Regions from separate parts of the Homo sapiens genome. Here region 2 is linked to region 1. A link is a loop called in an ENCODE intact Hi-C map of the cell type or tissue named here. Cell type or tissue: Calu3. All regions are shown on one strand. Each heading gives the region's core, and the rest is flanking DNA. Links, peaks and the distances in the headings are about the cores only. Region 1 has its middle 81 kb from the start of APOB. Region 2 overlaps GDF7 (growth differentiation factor 7).

What was found. A loop is a pair of places that touch in the nucleus more often than their neighbours do. Peaks named below come from ENCODE experiments on the same cell type or tissue, not always from the same donor. Only the 100,000 strongest peaks of a DNase experiment are listed, where the experiment ranks them.
Region 2: it touches region 1 in a loop (11-fold over the local background); 28 of 110 quality-filtered maps call a loop at or near these places.

The regions. Positions count from the first base shown.
Region 1 is chr2:20,956,521-20,968,964 of GRCh38, reverse strand. No RefSeq gene overlaps it. Among named protein-coding and RNA genes, the nearest start is that of APOB, 81 kb to the left of the region's middle. RefSeq lists an enhancer at 5,862-5,911. In Calu3, for the core only: a CTCF peak has its summit at 5,788 (motif pointing right); a DNase peak (open chromatin) is centred at 5,814.
Region 2 is chr2:20,678,017-20,688,858 of GRCh38, reverse strand. It overlaps GDF7 (growth differentiation factor 7), which reads right to left. Exons shown (of 2, transcript NM_182828.4): 2 at 9,616-10,842. It overlaps LDAH (lipid droplet associated hydrolase), which reads left to right. Exons shown (of 7, transcript NM_021925.4): 7 at 1,765-4,828. The coding sequence ends at 1,956. Among named protein-coding and RNA genes, the nearest start is that of GDF7, 16 kb to the right of the region's middle. In Calu3, for the core only: a CTCF peak has its summit at 6,568; no DNase peak of the experiment used is centred there.

The DNA of each region.
Region 1 (12,444 bases), core at 2,609-10,608:
TAATATGTTGGAAATTTGGAGAGAAAGGCCAAAAAGAAGAGGCTTTTGCCTTATTTCCCATTGCAAATTCTGGATTAAGTTCCTTGCAGTCTACTGGGTCACCAACATGGTGGCAACTGTATCAAATTCAATCTATCTTGTGCTGTGTGCTAGCGCTAAGGGAAGCCCAGAAATGTGGGTTATCTTCTCTGAGCCTCCATGTTTCCTTGTAGCATGTCTGGGACCGAGACTTTCTTGCAGGCCTTCACGGGGGGATTCTATGGCAACCGAGTTGGGAGCCAGAGAGTCTGTGTGGGCCACATGGCAAGTGGCACAGTGACCCTGCAGCAGTAACCACACAGGTGGACCTCTTAGGTTGGAGCTGGATGAGGAAGGCAGCAGACCCTGAGTCAGACAGGGAGGACAACCAGGAAAAGAGAGGTAAAAATTGCAAGCTTTGCCAACTGCTGGCCTCGGCCACCAAAGCGAGCTAGGCAAGCAGTGGCCAGGCTAAGGGACACTGCCTTGGAAACCGAAGCTCACCAATGCCTCATGTTCCTCCCTCCTCACACACCAAAATGCCATGTGGGGTAAGATAAAGGGCAAGGGAGGAGGGCTGAAGGACAGGGCATTTAGCTAAAGAAAGTCTTCAATAAAGGAATCAATTTGGAATTATTGAACTGAACCAAACTTTAGTTTTGTTTTGCCCCATTACCCAGTGAGTAGGAGTTCATGTGGAATATCAGATCAGTTTTAGGAAAATAAAGAAAGAACCATGCCTTTTTTCAGTGTGGTTAGCATGGATAAACTTATTGTTGCATGACACATTAGTCAAATGTCCAATCCAGTGCTGTTTAGCAAAAAACAATTTTTTTTTTTTTGAGACACGATCTCGCTCTGACACCCAGGCTGGAGTGCAGTGGCGTGATCTCGGCTCACTGCAACCTCTGCCTCACAGGTTCAAGCGACTCTCATATCTCATCCTCCCAAGTAGCTGGGACTACAGGCACAAGCCACCATGCCCGGCTAAATTTTGTATTTTTAGTAGAGATGGGATTTCACCATGTTGGCCAGACTGGTCTTGAACTCCTGACTTCAGGTGATCCACACAACTCAGCCTCCCAAAGTGCTTGGATTACAGGTGTGAGCCACCGCACCTGGCCAACAAACAATTTTTGAGTGCCGCCTGTCACATGTTCTGTGTTCGCTGAGGAATTAATGGGCTTCCCATCATTTAGCAGGAGCCCATCATTCAGAAGCATGAAAGACACCCACCTTGGTATTAGAGTGTTGTTCAGGACAGTCCAGGGAGGAGTGCCAGGCTATGGGGCACACCTGTGGCTGAGTGTCCCTGCACCCCAAAGCTCTCTGAAAGGGGCAATGCACATGAAAAACTTCACGTCCCCAAAATATGAGGTTCAAGTGGAAAAAATTGTCACCATGAGCCTGTATCACTTTTTAAATAAGAAACACAAATACACAAAATGATAGAGCCACAGATTCCAAGAGTGATGAAACTGGAAGAGATTTTGGCACTTTCTGCTCTTGTCCCTCATTTAACTGACGGGCGCACTGAAGCACAGCAAAGAAACCTGATGCCTTCTTGTTCACACAACAAACCACAGGTGGAGCTGGGACTTGAAACAGCGCACCGCTCCTCAGCAATGGGCAGAAATAAGTCAATTTTAAGGAGATACTGCAAAACTAACTGAAGCACACAGATGTTAAGGAGATAAACTTTAAATAGAAGAACCTCTTTTTGGTTCTCTGGGGCTGGGACTAAGTTGAAGACACATGGTCTAGGAAGATGTGATCAGAGGGGCTGAGCACCCCGCTGCCACTCAGAATTATGGGACCATTCACAGAGGCGTTCTGCTCCCAAAGAGGCAGAAGTGCCTTCTGTGCCCTCATGGCTCTTTCCCCAGCAGCATTAGCCTGGCTGGATTCACTGGAGGAGGGCAGGGTATAAATGGAACTAATACTTGGAATGCTAGCTCCCTTAAGCTGCAAACTATAAAATGTGTACTACCTAATTATTTTGACTTAGGACTTTTTGTTCTTATTCTGCTGAGATACCTTCTCTGTTCATAATGTGGGACCAACCTGCAGTTACATGTCAACAGGTACAATCTTGCAAAGAATCAAAAAACCAGAGCCCTGGTTGCTTCCTTGACTCTAATACTAACTTGCTCTAGAACCTTTGCAGTGTTCTTTAACCTACCTGGATCTTTCTTTCTAGGCAATGAAGGTATTAAACCTCACACTCTCCACTAGACTTCCAGCTCTGCAAACCTGGGCTTTGATGAATGATGCAAGAGCTGGCATCCCACCTACCCTGTCTTAACTGTAGAGACAGCAGACAGGACAACAAAACCAGCTGCCCCCACTCTTGGACTTAATTCTTTGGCCTTCAGGAAATCTTGGCTCTCGCTTCTCTCCTCAATGTCATTCATAGCCCTTCAGTGTTGGCCTTGTGGGCTGGGAGCGGTAAGGAATGGTAAGCCAGGAAGACTTGAGAACATTTTCCCTGGCGGTCAGGAAAGCACATCAAAAAGGACGCTGTTTTCCTTCTTTTCTTTCCTCTGTGCTTCCTTAAAACTGAAGTGAATGACATCACAACAACACAAAGTTGCCAAGACATACTCTACAAAAATGTCCTCACATGGTTACATTTTCTGCAAATTACAGCATTTGGAGTATAAATCAGAGTAATTGTTTAAATCAGAGTGACTGTTGAAACAGATTTCCAGTGATCAAATCAAAAACGCAATCATTCTTGCGGTTCCTCCGGTGCTTGGAGCCCCACGTACTTCTGAAACTGTCGGTTGTCAGTTACAAGGAGTGTTTACATTAACATACTGCCCGAACAGAGAAAATATATATTTTAAGAAGAAAATGTGAATCCAGGGTTACAAGAATGTTTCTGAAACAGCTAAGTCATCTTGTTTCAAGTAAAACCAGATGTTTGCATCAAGAGAAAGCCAATCATTTCTTTTAATTATGCTCAATGGCCAGGCCACCAAGAATACCCACATGTGTACACATAAGCCGGTGGAAATCAAAGGCTTTGTGACAGAGAAAGCAATCAGCAACTTCCAGACCACCAAATGGCATCCCAGCACCAGCTCTGGGCACTGTTTGAGCTCCTTCTCTAGGAGAGCACTCGGTGAGATGAGACTTGCTTCCCCCAGCGCCAACATCTCATGTCCCACCTCTGTCCCTAAAGAGTCCAGCACAAGGCCAGGGGTGAATTCCCTAGTCAAGATTCAAGATTCAGGGTGAGGGTCAACAGAAAAGGAACCTGGACAGTTAAGCTGTCTTCTTAAATGCCTTCCCAGGCCACTTCTCTATCAGGAAAGCCTCAGAAATATCTTAATGCTGAAAGAGGTGCAGTGGGGGCTCATGCTCTAGCCTGCATACCCAGATGGTAGAGGAGCCTGAGTTCATGGGAAACTTACCTGCTAGCTTGGCCTACACTCTGAAGCACTGTGGGGGTTTGATGGCACTGGTGGGAAGTCACACTCCGGCAGGTGGGCAGAGGGGATGGCGTTGGGGATGTCCACTTCCCTCTGATGGCTGCTGGGCTCAAGTCAGGGAAAAAGCCCACTTTCCAGTGTGGAGACTCCAAGCACAGTCATCATTGCCTGCTACGGTCTTCACTGGTGGAGCACAGAGACTTGGCACTAGAAAGACTCCGTTGTCAAAACGTTCCCTGTGAAAAGAAGAGAGTGGCCATGGCCCCAAAGCTTCCTCCCTGTACAACCACAGTGCCTGAGCTTTCCCTAGGTGGTAGTTTTGAATATTTGTTCCAAAAATCACTGCAGAATTATACTGCAGTGTTTCTCCTAATAGTAGTGCAAAAACTTAACACACACTTTGAGTCTGTTCCCCGAACCACGTTGTTTAAGCACGAGCTTCACAGTTTTTACTATCTACTATTATTGGTTTTAAGTTAAAATGCCTTCTTTTCTTGTCTTTTCTATTTTGTTTTGTATTATTTTTACTTAGATTATTTAGTCTTTTCCTAAGAAAAATTATTCATGAAATCACAGGTAAGGTATGCTAATTGTATATATTTGTAATATGTGTTAAATACATAAGCATTAAAATAAAAATATTTATCTATGTTTTGGCTAAAATCATTTCACAAAACACTATCAGTACTTGTCCATGGTTTTGGGAAATGCCACTTGAAGATATTTTGTAGAATTATAGCATTTCTTTCAAACCTTTCATCAGATTCCTTTAAATGACACAGCAATAAGCGATTTTCAAGGCAGTAACACTGATCCATGGCTCTGGGAGCACTGGAGCCAGCTCTCAGCATATTGATTGGCATCGGGGGGGAAGTAAGCCCCTGCTTTGTTCTGCCTCATTATAAACAGTGGCCATTTCCTATCAAGAGAATAAGGGAGGGACATCTTCTCCAGGATGCATTGTGAGGGTTGTAGACAAGTACTCAGATATGCATGTAATGTTTCCTCCCTGTCTTCATTTGTGCCCCCAAATTTCCATGATTATTTCTGTTTTTCTCAAAATGGTTCCAGCATAGGAAGTTTTCAAGGAAAGTGAATCCTGTATCATTATTAAACTAAGAGCTCTGCTTTGAACTTAGCCCAGAAGTCAGACCCACGTCTGTGGAGCAGGCATTTGCTAATCACTTCTTGGCTGCGGTTGACTGGTAATGTCCTCAAAACCAAACCATCATGGGGATTCTTGAAGTCAGAAGGGAAGCAAGTTGTTTAAAAATAAAACACTCCCTACTTTGGGCCCCCAACTCTATAAGATAGCAGCTTAACAGTCTAAATGATTGTTTTGAAATGTGCTTTGACTCCAGTTTTGCTAAATGTTTACTTGGGTCTTTCAACCTCATTGATTAAATATCCTGACTTGATTCCAGGCCAACCAATCCTACCATGTAACAGTGGAGTTCCCTTGCCCGATGTGCTTCATGCATGGTGCACTGTACACTGTTACTTCATAGCTCGGAAACTTCATCTGAAGGGCCATTTCTGAGACTCTACTCATTCATTCATCCATTCAACCTTTTAACACACAATTATTAAGCACCTATTAAATGCAATGGTCCAAGATAATTTGCTATGGGAGATTTGAAGATGCATTGACCATGAATATGAAACCTCTAACCTTGGAGAGACTTCAGGTCCATATTTCTGCAGACAATTGACCTTTATCAATCCCAGGACAATGCTAAGGGACATTCAGTCCCCCTTTGATTTACTAGAAATAAATCTCAGAACAATGCAACATGCTCTTTAAGTAAGAGTTTTTTTTTTTTTTTTAAATCACTTATCTTGCCTCTTGCAAGAGGTTGAGTCAAATGCTGAAGGGAATTTAACTAGAGTCTTAATTGGAAATGCAAAGAGTTGCTGATACCATCAAAAAAGGAAGAAGCTGAGGGAAGTGACAAGACAAGCTCTTCTTTCTAAACATCTGGTCCCACTCTCTCAACAGCTTCATAAAACACTGTTCAGAGCCGGCAGATGCATCAAGAGTACCTGGCATACAGCTACGTACCCTGAAGCAGGTGGACCTCATCAAACTTTGGCTACAAAGTAGTTCCCTATTAGCTTGCCCTTTGATTTACATTCTCGCATGAGAGTATCTCCAGGCAACGCATTTGAACAGCAGAGGCCTTTGCAGAAAACTCACAACACATGTGAGTTTTTTTTTAACATGTGGGATGCTACTCCACCTGGGGGTAAGGCTCACCTTTTGAGAACAAGAAGAGGGGAAAATCTGGACAGCCACAAGCCAGTCAACAAACCCAAATTGGATGCCGTGGCTGCAGTGAAGTATAGAGCTCACCACCAGAGGGCAGCAGTGCACACAGACACAATGTAACCTCCACATTGGAGGAGAAAACAGGTGGAAGAGGAATTAGCAATGTGCCCAAGGCTCACAGTAAGTACACACAGATGGAGGCTCAGAGCCCTGGCCTCTTACTCCCAGCCAGTCCTCCTCCACTTGCCCCCAAGGTCTCAGGAAGAGGTCATTGTGGATGGTTAGGCATCTTTATTTTACAATTGAAGTTGCCTGGTCAGACCTTAGCATCTCCTCCCAGGGAGCATGAGAGCCCTCAGCAATTCTGAGATGCTGGATGCTCTAACTTTTTTGACCTTGACCCATGGTAAGAAATACATTTAACGTTGCAAGCCACTTTTAGTATACTGTCTATCATGTGCAAAACAGCAGCACATTTTTACAAAGCAATACCCTTATTTCTCAATTCTGTCTCTTTTTTTTAATGCTAGACAGGTCTTCATCCACTACTCATATCACACTCTACTAATTGGTCACCAGTGCTGATTCAAAGGGTGGCATGGAGAGTGGCCCTTCAAAGAAAGTAGGCTGCCCCAGTCCTCTGCTCTGTTATCCCTGGATGCTACAGGCCCTGCAAGAGCTTAGGAGGGGTCTAGGGAGCTGAGCTCCTCCCATCTAAGAGGGAGAATCATGGCCCAGGGAAAGTACCATAGATAACCTTAACGGATAATTTAGCTTCATTTTGCCTATGTCATTCCTTCATTCATTCCCTCAGCAAACATTAACTCACCACTGAGAGTTTAGTCCTGTCCTTAGCCAGCCCCTGCCAGGAGGTGGTGACATGTGGTTTTAAACATCCACAGCCTTCTCCCGCAGCCTACAGGTCCCAAGACCTCTGTGGGTCCTGATCCTGAAGTTTGTGTGAAGGAGAAGATGGGAAGAGTGAATGGGGAACAATCTGAGGCAAGAGGACCAGAAGATGCTCATGGCTCAGGGGCTGGACCAGGCAGAAGCTGCAAGGGGAATTTTCTGACTAGAGGCTGGAATCTCAACACATGGGCTCAGAAACAGAGGCTCCATGACGCTTCCTCCTGCCGCCAACCCATGCACCTCCCGACTCAGAAGCAACCCCCCCGCCATGGGGCACAGCTCATAGATCTATTCTTAACGTCTTTCCTGAGACTCTGCCAAGTATTTCACTTGCTCAATTTCATTCCCTTGCTCCCTGCATGTTATTTTATGAAGAAACTCAAACGAGGAGACATCTATCAATTATCAACCCCCAAGTGATCCTAAAGCCCTGCTTAAATGCAAGGGCGAGATTTTAAATCTAATTCCCTGATGTCTGGGGTGAATTCCTGGTGAGGTCCCACAACTAAACAGAGAGCTTCCTGCCTCAATTCTGGAATTCATCTCTGCTAAGGGAAGAAAATGCATGACAATAAAAATCTGCCAAGCCCTAAAGCTAGGGCTCTGTCCTGAGGATGCTAGCTCAGCCCTCTAGCTTGGCACTGTTCTCTCATCTCCCATCTGCAACTGTAGCCCAGAAGACAAAAATGACTCAGAAGAGAACTGGTTCATTGCAAGTGATATTTATTGGGTGTCTACAGGTTGCAAAGCAGTGAATTTAGCATCAAGGAAAATAAGAAGATGAGTTATACCCAATTACTTCTTCAAGTTTTTCCACAGTTGGGTAGAGGAGGTAAGATAAGCCTTGGCTTGAGTAGCAGCCCTCTGAGAACCCATCCCTCTCTCACCCAGGGTACTGGGCCCTTTTTTGACCATGCTTCTTCCCTGAACCTGTTCTTCGCTTACCACATGAGATTGTATTTGTTGGCTCACCTGTCTGCTACTCAAGTAGAATGCCATTTCCTTATGAGCGGTTTGGAGTGATGCTCAGCTACTGGCTTCAAAAAAGAAGGAAGGGGCCGGGGCCCCAGGAATACAGGCACTTGAAGGTGAAAAAGGGAAGGGAATGAATTCATCCCTGTATTAGCTTGTTCTCGCATTGCTGTAAAGAACTACCTGAGACTGGGTGATTTATAAAGAAAAGAGCTTCAATTGATTCACAGTTCCTCAGGCTGCACAGGAAGCATGGCTGGGGAGGCCTCAGGAAACTTACAATCATGGCGTAAAGTGAAGGGGAAACAGGCACATCTTACACAGCCAGAGAAGAAGCAAGAGAGATCGAGGTGCAAGGTGGCTACACACTTTTAAACAACCAGATCTTGTAAGAACTCACTCACTATCACAAGAACAGCAAGGGGGAAGTCTGCCCCCATGGCCCAATCACCTCGCACCAGGCCCCTTCTGCAACATTGAGAATTACAGTTCAATGTGAGATTTGGGTGGTGACACAGACAGTTCAATGTGAGATTTGGGTGGTGACACAGACAGTTCAATGTGAGATTTGGGTGGGGACACAGAGTTGAATTACATCAGTCCTAGAAAGGAATACAGCCTTGCCAACACCTTACTTTTAGCCCAGTGAAGCCCATGTCAAACTTCTACAGAACTGTAAGATCCATGTGTGTTTTTTGAAGCCAGCAAATTGTGGTGACTTGTTATAGCAGCGATGGGAAGCTAAGACAGATTTTGGTCATTTTCTTTGAAACAAGTACTCGTGATTCTCTTCTGTGCTTCAGGGGAGACATCACCAGGTGAGACAAAGGTGACCTTCTCTTGGAAAACCAAGGCCATAGGAAGAATTGTCTGGTTCTGTCCTAGCTGGGAAGGAATTGGAAGCTGGTTCTTTAAGGGACAAAGAGAAGAGGTCTGCCTCCAGGGAGTGGGATCCTGAGGCTGGAGGGTGGAAGGGGTCCCTATCCCATTTGCACACAGAGTTGGAGAGCAGTTGGACCTGCCAGAGGTGCCACGGAGATGTGGCTAGGAGCATCAGGGCTGAGCCTACCCTGGAAGTACCCCTTGCAGAGCTCGGCAGAGTAGGAACAAGGCTGACAGTGGAGCCAGCTGCCTTCTAATGAACCACATGGCCTGGGCAAGAAACCACAGCTGTGCACCATTCACATCTGCAGCTGTGGCCTCTTCCACACTTCTCCTGAATCACAAAGCCCTGAGGTTCTCATATGACAGTGAGGGACAGGGAGCCGCGAAAAGCAACAGATATTAGACATCAACTGTGGTAAAAAGAGTCCTTCTACTAGATTTAGTAGTGCTGTAGAAAAACAAAGAATTACTACCTTTTTGTAGGGGGATGGGGAATGTACACCTGATACATAGTGCCCTCTGATCATCACAGGTGTGAAGTCCTGGCTGAGCAGTGCCAAGCTGAGCCCAGGAGTGATGGTAGGTACAGGGGTGCTGTGCCTCCGGGGTGTCCGGAACCTGCAATGCTGCTGCTCATACCCACACTTGCCTTTCTCCAAACACCAGCCCAGGGCACATCATCGAAGACTCTGAATAAATAAAGCAGAGCAGAGAGTGGAACTCAGTTCTGACTCTGAGCCCTGATTGAGCTTCCGTCATTCTAGAGCTGTGCCTTCTCCAGGGTTGTAAGCAGCATCAGGGTGCCAGGGAGGCCTGTCGGTCAGCAGCCCTAGCTGGCCCTGCCCACATGCCCATCACACCAGGCCATTCTGCTGTTCTGGTGCCACTCTCACCCCTAGGGAAGCCCAGTGCGCGGTCCCCACCTCCTCTGCATGTTGGCTACCTTCTCAGGATGCTGTCTCATGGGTATGTGGGCATCCGCTGCTGCTCACAGAACCCTCGGACCATCCTCCTGCCCCACCCACTGCCAGAAATCTTTTTTTGGATTAAAGGAGAAGGAAGATGGGAAGTCCCTCTGTCTTCATGTTTCTTCCAAAATCTGTCTCCTTCTCTCTCATTTTCTTTCTCTCCTCAAACCTTCCAGACAACCAGCACTATCTTTTCAATAGTTTCAGACTCTTTGGGAATAAAATCCAGGAAGGAAAGTGTATCTTGCAGCAACTTTTGTTTTTAAGCTAACCACAAACACCCCCTGAGATAAGGATGCCCAGGGCCTCTAACTGCTTGAAAAAGGATGGGAAACTGGGAAAATACAGGGAAAGGTAAAAACACCAAATCATATGTTGAAAAAGTTACCCTGACACAATAAAAATAATAGCTGTAATTTCTGCACCCACTTTTTAAATAAATCTTTCTTGAGTGCCCTCTCTCTGCCAGCATCATAGGGTGCCCCAATGCAGTGTTCCTGCTCTGGCAGTCTTTCCTGCTAGGACCGGGAGCCAGACAGCACGCATAGCCAGACAGCACACATAAACAAGAAATAAGAAAACATCCCACCATGGAAAGGGAATAGAGGGCGCTCTGATGGACCAGAACTGGCCACTGCATTTAGAGGGGGCATCACACCCCTCTGGCGTTTAAGCTGAAACCTGAATGGGAGGAAGGACACATAGATAGACCCTGCGCTGAACACCTGTGATTGTCTTGCTCATGTATCCTCCCAGCCTACCTGCAGAATCTACATCCTTATCTCCATTTTGCAGATGACGAAACTAAGGTTCATAGAGATGAAGTTTCTTACCTTAGATAATACAGCTGACCACAAAAGAGCAAGAACCGGACCTGGGGTCTGTCTAGCTCTGAAGCCACAATCCCTTTGAAAATACTAGGAGGGGGAGGGGGATCAGTTGCATCCCTCTTGGAATTTTCCCAAATGTTCTAAACAGAAATTGTTTTTTTCCCACCAGGTGCTGACATTTCAATCTTTCCTCCCTAGTCCACTGGAAAAGGCAGCCGTCCCCCATGTGAGAGGATAAAGTTGTCCAACAGCCCCCGGCTGGGCCTGCTCTGGCTCTGGCTGGCCACCGGCCCACCCTCCGCAGCTCTGCCCTGTGGGCTGGCCGGGTGGGGAGAGAACTCCACAGGCCAGATGGGCTGAGCGGAGCCCAAGGTGGCTGGCTGTGGGTATTCAAGCCTATTTTTATTCACAAAAATCTGTTCTGGATTTTATTCCGCTTTGGGGCAAGGAGAGGTCAACTCTCTTCACCTTTGCTGTAAGATGAGAATACGGCAGGAAATGAAGTGACAGGGAAGCCAACTGGGAAGAGGGAGAAAGGGCAAATTACTGGGAAATTAGAAACCTGTGTTCAGATCAGAGGGGAGGGTGTCAACGCTCCCGCTCCCACCGGGGCCCTTCTTCCCGAGGCCAGGGATGCAGAGACGCTTGACAAACCCCATGTGAGGGGACGGGTGCCACTCAGGTGCTGGCGGCACAACACACACACTGACCCAGCCCAGGCCTCCAGAAGGAGGTTCCAGCTTCGATCTGGTGCTCGGTCGCCTGCGCCTCCCAGCTCCAGTGGGGTTGCCGGAAGAAACTTCCCTAGAGAACAGAGCCAGGAGCCCCATATTGCTGGCGGACTGCCTGTCTCCATGTGCAAGGCCCAGAGTTCCTGTGTGTTCAGGTCAAACATACGTGCAGTTACATGGAAACTCAGATAAGGCAGCTCTCTGCTCCTCGCTGTCACCGAGAAGTGACTTCACCTCTTCTGTACCCTTCAAGGCCCATCTCAGAAGCTCCCCCCTCCACAGCTCCCTGAGCCAGTGTGGAGACTGCACTCTGGGTCCTGGCATCACAAAAGCTGGAAGATACCAGGCAGGCACGAGGCACTGCAGAGGCATAGTTTTAATGGCGTCCAGAACATAATTATTGAGCACCTCTTCAGTGGCAGGCACCATGCCAGGAACTGAGACATAGATGAGTTCTGCCTCAAGAAATCCAACAGTGTGGTGGCAGGAGTCACTGTGCACAATTCCACATAACAGAGGGCAGTGGGAAACGCGTGAGCTGACCTTCCGCAGGCACAGAGAGGGACTCCCTTCAGCTGAACAGACCAGGGAGAGCTCGTTGGATGACGAGGCATTTGAGTGAGGCCTTAAAAGACAGGTGGAATTATATTTTATTTTATGTTGGTTTTGCTTGGTTTTTGCAAAGAGAAATATGGTGGCAGAGCACAGCATCCCAGGAGGAAGGGAGCATAAGCATATTATGGGATGGAACACTTTGGGTTCTAGGGTACCCCTGTGGGGCAGTGGGTGGCACAGGGGCTCAATCAGCACTGGCTGCCATCACAGAGTACTGCAGACTGGGGGGTTTAAACAACAGAAACTTCCAGTTTTGAAGTCTGGAAGCCCAAGATCAAGGTCTTGCAGAGCTGGTTCCTCTGTCCTTGGCTTGCAGATTGACACCTTCTTCTGCATCCTCCCATGGTCTTTCCTCAGTGTACATGCATATCTCTTGCCTCATTTTTTGTCCTAACTGGCTCTTCTTATAAGGACATCAATCATATTGGATTAGAGCCCACCCTAACGGCCTCATTTTAACTTAATCACCTCTTTAAAGGCCCTGTCTCCAAATACAGTCACATTCTGGTGGACTAGGGGCTTCAACATGTGAATTTAGGAAGACACAATTCAGTCCATGACACACAGCATGCCCAAGGAAGGGAATCCATGGGGCATAGGAAGGAGGAGCAATGCAGGGGGTGAGATGGGGAGAACCTTAGATTGAGACCAGATTTTATAATCTATTGAATGCAAGACCACTTTGGCTTTTATGCTATGGGTTACTGTTACCAAACTATGCCCCATACTCTGCCATATGCAATAGGAGTTAAGAGAAGAAAAGACAGGGCGCTAGTGTCCCATGGTCAAGCTTGGGAAACCCATTCTGCC
Region 2 (10,842 bases), core at 2,584-10,583, 280 kb after region 1:
TAATTAAAAAAAAAAAAAAAAAAAAAAAAAGGAAACCTCCATGAAGCAATTCAGAGTAAGTCTGCCACTTGAGGTTTACTTGTTCATAATTTACTCTCTGGAGTACTATGTTAAATTTTTTCCTCTATAAAGTGTTTTTAACTAACCATCTAAATATTGGTTAAGGCATCATGTTATTGTAATGAAGGCCATTGTTTTCGTAAGATCAGTCTCATCTGTCCCATATTCAGGTCATGGATTTAATAATTGATACACTCAAACTATCCAGTGAGCAATAACGCCTGCTTCCCTGCACTCTCCTCCCCCAGCACTTGATCACCTCCAATCCTTCTTCTCGTTGTGGCCAGAGTGGTTTTCCTGACATAGGGACCTCAGCATGTCACTTCACTGTGCAGTCTTTTTTGCCTTGTGGACTTCGGGATAAAGCGCAACCTCCTTGGCATGCATAGAAGATGCTGTCCATGACCTCATCCCTCTCTGCCTCTCCAGTCTTATCTCCCACCACCCTATATTCCAGCCATGTGGAATTCCAGTTCCCCACACATGCCATGCTCTTTCAAGCTTTGGTTTGCTTGGTCTTCTCCCCACAGTGTGCTGCCCCAGCTTGAAGACTCAACTGAGGCATCAACTCTGGGGAATCTTTCCTGCCTACTACTTCTGACCAGCTGCACCTCACCTGAGCTCTCAAATTGTCTTGTATACATGGGGTCCCCTTCTCCCCTCCCCCCAAGACTGTCTTATCTCTATTTTCCAGGTTCCTAATACAAAGTAGGTGCTCCATTTGTATTTGATGAACAAAGGAATGAGTAAGCAATTCAGTGTCTGAATGAAGGAGCACATTTGGTATATTAGGGAAGCTGCAAGTGACTACAGCTGGCCAACTAGGGGCTGGAGCTAGGCATAGCTCTGTCTTTCAGTGATAACAGAGGTCAAAGGATCCTTAAGATTTAGTTCTTGGTTTTTGTAGAAATTGCCACTATCTGTTCTTCTGAATATAAGATGTTGCTTTGTTGCCTTTATTTTTAGAACTAACAGAACTAGAACATAGCAGTTTTTCAGTGAAACACAGCAGCCTAGAGCAATATACATATATATCACATGCAGGTTTAGGTAGATATCCATTCAGGGTCTTAGTAATGCCACAGAGGAGGCTCTGTCTCCATTCAGCTGCTTGCTGTCAATTGAAGTATGATTATTGCACTTCCCCACTGAATCAACATACAGGCTGCATAGAGCCTTTTCTTAGAAAGGTCATAAACTCTCTCAGGATTCTGATCACATTTCATCAGCTACATTGGAAAGCCTGAGTCTATCTGATCTGTGTTTGTATTCATTCAACAAATACATCCCATATGACTACCATGTGGCTATTTGGAAACAACTAAGTTTATTAACTGGTCACTAGTCATTCAGTGACTATGTCTCAATAACTGTCTTCGTCATCCTCACCGGCCTTCATTCCAGTGTCCATCCCAACCTTAGTACACAAAACTTTCCTGGTAAGTCGTTTCAGTGAATTATGAGTGATCTATCACACAAGAGTCTCCCAGCATGGGGATCTTCCCACCAAATTCTTCTAAGTGCACTCCTGTACATCGTGAAGCCTTGCTGCCTTGAGAGAGCCACACTCTGGAGAGAGCTTAGGGACTAGCTCCCAGGGTCAGGCGTAGGTGCTGTCCTCAGAGCACTGCCGGCTGCTGGTGTCATATCTGTGTCAGGAAGGGAACGTGTTTTCTAATAAAAGGTTTTTGTCTTGTCTTTCAGCTTACATTTTATTATGGTACTATAGATCCTTGGTGTCCAAAAGAGTACTATGAAGACATTAAGAAGGATTTTCCAGAAGGAGACATTCGACTCTGTGAGAAAAACATACCTCATGCTTTCATCACCCATTTTAACCAGGAAATGGCAGACATGATTGCTGACTCCCTAAAGGATGACTTGTCCAAAATGTAAATTGGCCTGAGGAACAAGCCCCCACTGCCAGTACATGGAGGCAGTCAGTGTACTAGACTTAGTAGGTAAATGTTTAATTTTGAAGACTGATATTAGAAATGAAGAAAGTGAGAACCTTTGTCTTACAAACCAACTCTCCGCTCGCCATGTTATAGGCTGAAGTAAACACAGTTGATGAATCATTCCATAGGTTTAACCATACATTTTCCAAGACTCAGGGAACACAGTGATCTACACAGAGTCTTGTGTTTGCACAAGATGCCCAGTGGCACCATATGGTTTATTTTGGTAGGCAGGATCTTTGCAGATGAAAAAAAAATCTACATGTACTTGATTTTAATTGAGTTACATTGTAGAATAGGCTCCTCTGGAGGAAATTATGAAATACCTACTAGAAAATGTAAAATAAATCAGTGAATGTTAAGAGTATAGTTAGATATGTGAAGTGTATGAGATTATGACAAGGATACACTCATGTTCCAGGAGCAGGAAGTGAACCTGGGTCTCCTGTAAGACAGAAGATGAAGATGAGCCCAGGCTAACTTAGCACAGATCTTGGCTGAGATCATCAATGTGACGTCTAATGTACCTGCACTAGACAGAGAATAAAGTTCACCAGACATTACTCTGGTCAGCTAACCAGATAAAGAATTGTTGAAGGACCCCAACTGTGCCTCCTGCCACAGGACAACCAGCAAGTTCTATGCTGAGCCTTAGCCTCCCAGGTTATAAGCTCCCTGCAGGCTCCTCCTCTCCAGAGCCAGGATGGAGAGGCACTGGGCTGTCCCAAAGCAGGCTTGGATGTGCCAACGTACAGTTGCTCCTTCTGTAATTCTTGCACTAAAACTCCATTAAAGACCATCAATGAGCCAAATAGTGTGCTAGCCATTGAGGATGGAGTTCTTAGCTACTTAATGATTCTTTTCTTCTGGAAATCTTCTAGTGAATAATTTTTAAAAGCTTCTTTTAAACTGCTCAGTAAAACATTGCCATACATTAACTCTCCATTTCTGCATTAACTTCATTTGCTGGAAAGAAATTATTTTGTTAATGAACCAAACCCAGCCATTAAGTTATGTGAATTCACCTTCTCTAGACACATTGAGGTATGGCAGAGAAGACACATATTCCCTGGCCTAGAGTGGGCTGACAATATTGCTGCCTCCCCTAAATTGACTCAATCTTGAGAACCACATACTGCAGTGACAGTTGATCATGGATCAGAAATATTCCTTTTTCTCCTAGAGGAAATCCCTCATGGCATTATCATTCCCTAAGGACAATGAGATGTCCCTCCGCTCAAATCCTAAAGCCCCCTGATGAAAGATTTGGCTCTGATTTGCTGCCAACTTATTGGTAAGTGCTGAATGAGTTACTGTGCTTTGGCATAGCTTCTACATCACAGCAAGTGACTTCTCAGAGGGGAAAAGCCAAGCTCCAGACAAGGAGTGCTGTTAGCCCAAGGGGAAGAGCTAATAGATACATAGGCCGTAAGCACAGGGCTGTACACAGATCCTTTATTGGCATCTGCATGAGAGGCCTAGAAATCGGATGTTAGAAGCTAGGAATCATGGCTCTGAGCGCCTTGCATACAGGAGATACTCACTGATACTAAATCAAGGCATGTAAACAATACTGGGTAAATCATACCTACCAGAATAAAGAGTAACATTCAGAGCTTTTCTTTTATCTGTTATTTTAAATGTTACTCCATATTTCAAAAGTCTGCACGTATGAAATTGTGTCTTATTTCTGGTTTTTAGAGCCTAAGAAAGATACTCATTCTTAATTCCTATTTATCATCTGAAAACCAAATGAATTTTTGAAATAAATGTTTTACCAGCATTTCTGACCTGGTCTGGCCTGATCTCTGTGTTGGGCAAGAGAGGGTACAATTTGAGCAGTTCTCCTGAGTTAGACTCGGCTCAAAGTCTCTCTTTTAAAGTGAAAAGCCACCTTTCTCATTGCTTTTTTCATAGGTGGAAGAATCAGATTTCAAGAGACTGAAGTTCATTCTGTTTCATTAGGGATTAGACTAAAATGGACAAACAGTGGAAGAAATCCATTTTCCAGAAGCAGCTCTGCCTGTATGTCCCAGTCAACCACATGGATGGTCTTTGTGAAAGTTTTAACTTCCTGCAGAGTTACCGAGTGCTCAGCGATTGAGCTTTGACCACACCCGTGTTTGTTCCTAGTCTGTTCCCAGCCATAAGCATCTCCACAAGCCCTCTGTGGCTTGTGTGGCCTGATGTCCATGGCCACCAAGGGCCTCTCACCATACGCTTCTCCACTCAACCTTTGGAGAGACACGGACCACCAAAGGCTTGATTTTTCTTCATCCTACATTATATTCAAAACAAACAGGCTGGGTGCCGTAGCTCACACCTGTGATCCCAGCACCTTGGGAGGATGAGCTGGGAAGATCGTTTGAGGCTAGGAGTTTGAGACCAGCCCGTGCAAAAAACGAGACCTCGTGTCTAAAATAATTTTTAAAAAAGAGCAAAAAAAAAAAGCAATTTCAGATTAAAGGAGACTGAAGAGACATGACAATTGGACACAACATCTGATTCTGAATTGGATGTTTTTGTTATAAAAGACATTGTTGAGACAATTTGCACAACTTGAATGAGGTCTGAAGATTAGCTGGGAGTAAGATGCCACTGTTAATTTTCTGATTTCAGTGGTTGTACTGGGAAGAAGTAAGAGAGTGTCCTTGTTTGTACTGGAGACACTGAGGTATCTGGGGGTGAGGGGCATCATGTCTGTTTACTGTCAGATGGTTGAGGGGAAAATAATGTTCTTTGTACTTGCAGATTTTTTGGAAGTTTGAGATGTTTTAGAATTTGTAAAAATAATTATTTTTAAAACCCCACCATGCTATCTCCTGCATCCGTGTCTCATTGCTTCTTTTCCAAAAAGGCTATTTCCTCTTGTACGCAGTAAATGAAGACCTGGGTTCAAATCCCAGATCTGTCATTTGTTAGGTTTGTGACATAAGACTTCACTTCACCTCCCTGAGTCCCCCAGCTCCTCATTTTTTTTTTAATGGAGATAAAATGAGGTCATGCATATAGCATTTAGTATGTTGCCTGGCATATGGTGGATTCTCTATAAAATGGTACCTAAAGGAGGATAGCAAACTTGTTTTTCCTTTTTTCCTTTCATTTCTCTTCTCTTTAGTGTAGCAGAGGACCCTGTGGTATCTCAGTCCCTGCACTGTTTCACCAGGCTTGTAACTTGATTCTAGCAGTCAGCATTTTGGCTCTTACGCAGGGATAACACTTGCTCACCTGGCTCAGCTTTCTGGCCTCAGCCCATTCAGGCCTCCCTGCACACAGCCCAGGATGTTCTAACAGTCGATTTAGAAAAGATGCGGGAAGCAAAGCATTTCTTAGATGGCTTGAGACATCTTCATCCCTGGCCTTCTCTTGCAGAAGAGAAGAGGCAAGGATATATTTGGGCTGCTCCTTCCCTTAGGGGTGGGCCTTAAGGAGAGGTTGGAGGCTGGGACTGAGTGTGCTCTGTGAACAAATACATCTGTGGGACCTTGAATGAAGCTCTTCTGCAGGAGTGCTGAGGACAGCAAAGCTCATATGAGTGTTCTTCTAATCACTTTTTAAGAGGATTGAGATTCCTGCCTGTGCCCCATACAGACATGGGTAAGTGATCACATTGGCCCAGGTGAGGAGTGTCTGTGGGACATGGGTCTGGCCTCTCCCACCAGGCTGAAGGCATCTCTAGAGCAAGACCGGCGTCACTGAGTGTGATGCTGGGTGAGCATCCTCAGAGCACGAACGAGGGTCAAAGAAAGCTCTGGGTGGTTCTATGGTTCTATAAAGGGTTCTATAAAGACAAAGCTCTTGGAAGAGAGAAGAGGATGAGGTTGCCCCTAGTCCTAGAAGGGCAGGTAGAACTTGGATAGGTGGTTTGGAATAGATGAGAGCTAATCCAGATAAGGAGTATGCTGCTCACCCCAGCACCTTCACAGTGTCTCACTTAGGCCTCCCAATCCTGTGATGTTCTGACTATGCCCATTATACAGATTACCACTGAGGTGCCTTGCTAAGGACCTCACAGTTAATAGATGACAGAGCTGGGGTTCTCCTGTAGTTGCACATGTCCTCCAAAGTTCGTGTGTTAGAGACTTAATCCCCAATGCAACTATTGGGAGGTGGGTCCTAACAGGAAGTGTCTGAGTCATGAGGGCCCTTCCTTCCTGAATGGATTAATGCCAGTGATAAAAAGCCACAATATTAGGCTGCAAGTTTGATCTCTTGTTCTCTCATGCTCTCTTGCCCTTCCACCTTTTGCCAGGGAGGATGTAGCACAAAGGTCCTCACCAGATGCCAGCCCCTCAATCTTGGACTTTCCAGCCTCCAGAACTGTAAGAAATAAATCTCTTCTTTATAAATTACCCAGTCTCTGATATTCCATTATAGCAACAGAAAATGAACTAAGCCAGATTCCAATTCAGGCCTCTACTCCAGAGCCACCACTTCATCCCCTTTTTCCACTGCATCATGCTGCCTCCTGGAGGCCACAGTGGGCAAGCCTAGCAAAAGTGGAGAGCCGGGAAAGAGAGTCACGCAAAGGGCAAATGAGGACCCGATTGACAGAAGAAGTGACGAGTAGATCGTTGGTAACAAATGAGTAGTTTTAAAAGAATGAAAGCTATAACAGAGACCAGTTTTCAGACGGCAAAAATATGCATCAGGCAGTGGATTGAGAGAAAGCAAGCCCACATGCTGGGAGTCAGTGCTGTGGCTGCAGCCACATGGCCGGCACCTCTGCAACTCTTCCATAGCCACCTGGTCTTATGCCACGCACGGGAGCTTCCTGTGGACTCCTCTGTACAGGAATCACTGCTCCAGCTTTGATTACGCCCATCCTCTACCCCACCCCATGAGACGTGGCCTAAAATACCAACTGCTCCTGCCTCCCAGAGCGGTCCTTCCCACCCTTCCATGCCCTGCCAGTCTTCATGACCCCTGGCCTGGCCTGTGTCTACTGAATGACTTATCATTGCTGCGGGATTGTGTCTCTGCAGTCTGCTCCTCCCTGCCTCCACCAACACCCCTTCTCTCAGGAGAGTCCTAGAAGATGACCTTCTGTCTTAGTCATCTCTGTGCTGTCAGGGCATATCAAATATGGCCTGCTACACAGGGTAGTCTATAAATTTTGTTATCTAAATTAATAAAAAGTTTCTACCATACCTAATAGGCAAGCTGTGAAAAAGTGCAATTCTCACATTGGGTCGGACTACCAGGAAATCACATCTCTGGGCTTCTTCATCTTAAAACTGACACATCAGTGGGAGTGCAGACATGGACACTTGCTCTTTTATCCCTTAAGTGTTTCCCCAGCAGAGCTGTGCACAACTGGGTCAGATAGATTCAAGGATGTCTGAATCTTTGCAGACTGTTTGTGTCTGGCACTGGGGGACTGCAAGGAAGCAAGGCCACTATCCCTTGTGTCCCATTCATCTTGTCTGATATGGCTGCAACTGTTACTTCCATTCTTCTACAATTAGAAAACCTCTGGAGTTTGGGTATTAGCAACTACCAAATATGTAGTTTATTATTTGCTGAGCACTAACCCCGCGCAGCACCCCGAGTGGGAATTACAGCAACAATACACATGACTGTGCTCTGGGATAATCGAGCATTTTCATTTTGTGTTGCATTCCTCAAACATTCTGGCAAAGGGGCCTGTGCTGACCTCCCCACATTGGGACAGATTTCCTTGCTGGGTAAGTCTATGGGAAAATTCCTCTTCCCTGGGATGAGAATGTGACCCTGTGACTGGGCGTCCATTACAGCCAGGGGGTGCGGTGCACCTGCAGGGTCTCCCTCCCTCACAGAGGGACTAGAATCCCGCCTCTGCAAATCCATCCAGCTCAGGCTCTGCAGAACATCTGGGCTTCCTCCTACTGGCCACTGTGAAGGGCCACGCACCTGCATGTGATTAGGACTCGGCAGACACCCACAGCCTATAGGGCTGCATGCTGGTGGCACCTCACAGTGGACAAGTTTCTCCCCAGATCATTGTCCTTTCTGAGCAGATGAGTCACAGGGTTCCTAGGACACAAGAGCACATGCATCCATGACCACGTTGGGCACCACCCTCAATGGAACAGCAGTTGGAGGCATCTTTGCCTTGGCCTGCTTGGAAATGAGCAGGCATCAGAGGCAGATCCAGGACCTGACAGGACCAGGGAAGGAGTGGAGAAGTCAATCTTAGCCGCCTTTACCATTAGTCATGGACGGGCCTTTTAGATTTGCTCTTATCAGTGTCTGGGAAATTGGATAAAATTTTTAATGCCACTCCCGACTTTCCTTTCTCCCTGTAACTACTCCTCTACTGAATGTGTACTCTAACCACAGAATGCTGTGGTAGGTCAAATGGAGACTGAAAAATAAGAAAATGAAAAATGGACCAAAGATGCTTATAAACAAAGCATGACAAGACATTCCAGTTTTCGATGGCAGGGTCATAGAACTTACACATTGATTGTACCTGCCAAATGAGTTAGTTGGAAAGGGAACACAATTTCTCTTCCAAAGAAGAGACTCCTTTATTTATAATAGGAAATCGAGTGGTGAAAAGAAGGCAGGCTTTCTTGATCTTTCACCAGAGAGAGAAAGTTACATAACCACAGGGACCTGCATTAACAAACTGGGATATTGAATTCACCATGAACATGGGCTGCCATCACTGACGAAAATGTGGGTCACTCCAGCAGGCTTCATATCGCAAAAGAGGTAATCCTGGTAACAGTCACTAATAAGGCCAAGTCCCTGTCAACTTCCTACAATTCCTGCTCTGTCATTAGTCCTCTCCCAGAAATATTTAAGGAACACATGAAATAGATTTCTCCATCTGGGCAAAAGTCAGCTGTGAGAGCTGGGATAGCAACAGAACGCTGTGTGGTTGATCCTGTCCTGCTGCATCCTTCGTGGTGTCACCAAGCACAGGCTTTTGTACTTGTCTCGAAGAGTACTGGGCAAAAAAAAAGGCCTGTCGAATTTGCTGTAGGACCTTATTGGGTTCTGTGACGTATGTAATTGGCCTTGCAGAGGAAGCGGCTTCCATGGGACTTTATGCCTTGGGATTTCAGAGACTTACCTGTGCATCCTCCAGGTGGGGAGGGCTCATGCTTTCTGGAGTGAGACAGGTCCTGCAGCAGTCTGAGATGTATAAACACAGAAAACCTGTCCACCCAAACTGCATTTGGAATGACAGTGCTCACTCTACACATTATCATGCTCATTTCCCAAAGAGAAAATGTTTTCCACTGCATTTTGGCCTCCTTTCCTGAACCCAAGCTTGATGTTTTTTACCTTGCTCTGCAGTGACTTCATGCCGTGTGAGGCTGTGTGCAGCAGCATCATATACAGTTTCATACCAGTCACCAAGACCCAGGGTGCAGCCCCCCATACCAGAGGCCCACAGCCTCACACCTGATCTGACAATACAGGGGAATGATCGGCACAAAGGCAAGTGGAGTCAGGCCTGTTATGTCACTCTCACTATTAAAATGCAGTCAGTCCTAAGGCCTCAATAGCTGGTCGCTATTCTATTAATGAGGACTACAGTAACACAGAAAGGCTGAGTAACAAAAGCTGAAAATGTTTTCCTTTAGAGACCAGTCATGAGCGGTTTTATGAATAAAATATTTAATCAACTTATCTGTACAAAATATTAAAATGGTTAATGAAGAGTATACAAGCATGTTCAACAAATATATACTGCTATATAATAGTTAAGAAAAATAGAGATTGCTGTTTTACATGTCATTTACATTTCACTATGTACAATCTATTTAAATTTGAGAATATATATACACATAGGTTTCTACCAGCCCTGGGAGGGCTCCCTGCTAGCTGGCCTGGGCATCGGCAACACCTCACAATGTCAGCTTGCATTGCCCAAATAAACACCCAAGCCAGGCAGCAAGGAGACAGCCCAGCCTGCAAGCCTCGGAGTTCTGCTGTGGCTACACCAGCAGGAAGACTGCTGATGAAGGAGATTTCAGTTTGCCTTAAATGAGTTTCTAATGTCCCCCCACACTCCAATCTCCTTACTCCCAAGCCAAGCTAAGAAAAAGTGGGTGTCACTGCAAAGCGAAAGGATTTCTATCCCCTCACCAAAATAATTCTTTTTGTCTTTAGCTGCTGAGGAAATGGCATGTTACTGAGCCTTGATGGCATTACTGGCACTTTGAGTTTTACCGTTTCCTTAAAATCACAGTACTGGAATCAGATGAAATTTGCTTTCTAAGCTGCAGCCACTCGTCATGTGCAGAATTCTGCTGCCCACCCAAGTCCTGCTTAAACAGCCGCATTTTATAAGCTGGTACGGGAGCTCTGCAACAACCTTCACAGAGAAAGGATCTGCTGCTTTATTTGTATACAAAAAGAAAAAGACAGTCCAAACTTTTCAGAATCCCTTATTGTCATCTGCTGAAAGGGCAAGTTGTAGTTAGCATGTTAATCCTTGTAAAAAATGCATTAACTTTTCATTTAGGGTGAAATGCTTCCAGCTAAAAGACCTAAAGTGACTCAATTATGATTCTTCGTCAAAGAAAACATAAAAGCTGTTTGCATTACAGTGTAAAGTGAAATACAAAAATAAAATTATTCTAAGGATGCTCATGTTTAATCCATGATTTATCCAAGGCAGAGAATGCCAGAGAATTCCTCTCTTGAGAGTCTCTGTTCCTGGCTTAGAACACTTGAGTATTTCCCCTCCAGAAAACATATTTTATCCTGAGCTTTCTTTCTCACTGAACTGCATCATCATTTTCTAAACAGAATGCTGAAGAGCTGACTTTGAGTCTGACAGGCCCTGACCCAGGAAATGAGCCCTGCTTGTGGGCAGCCCCTT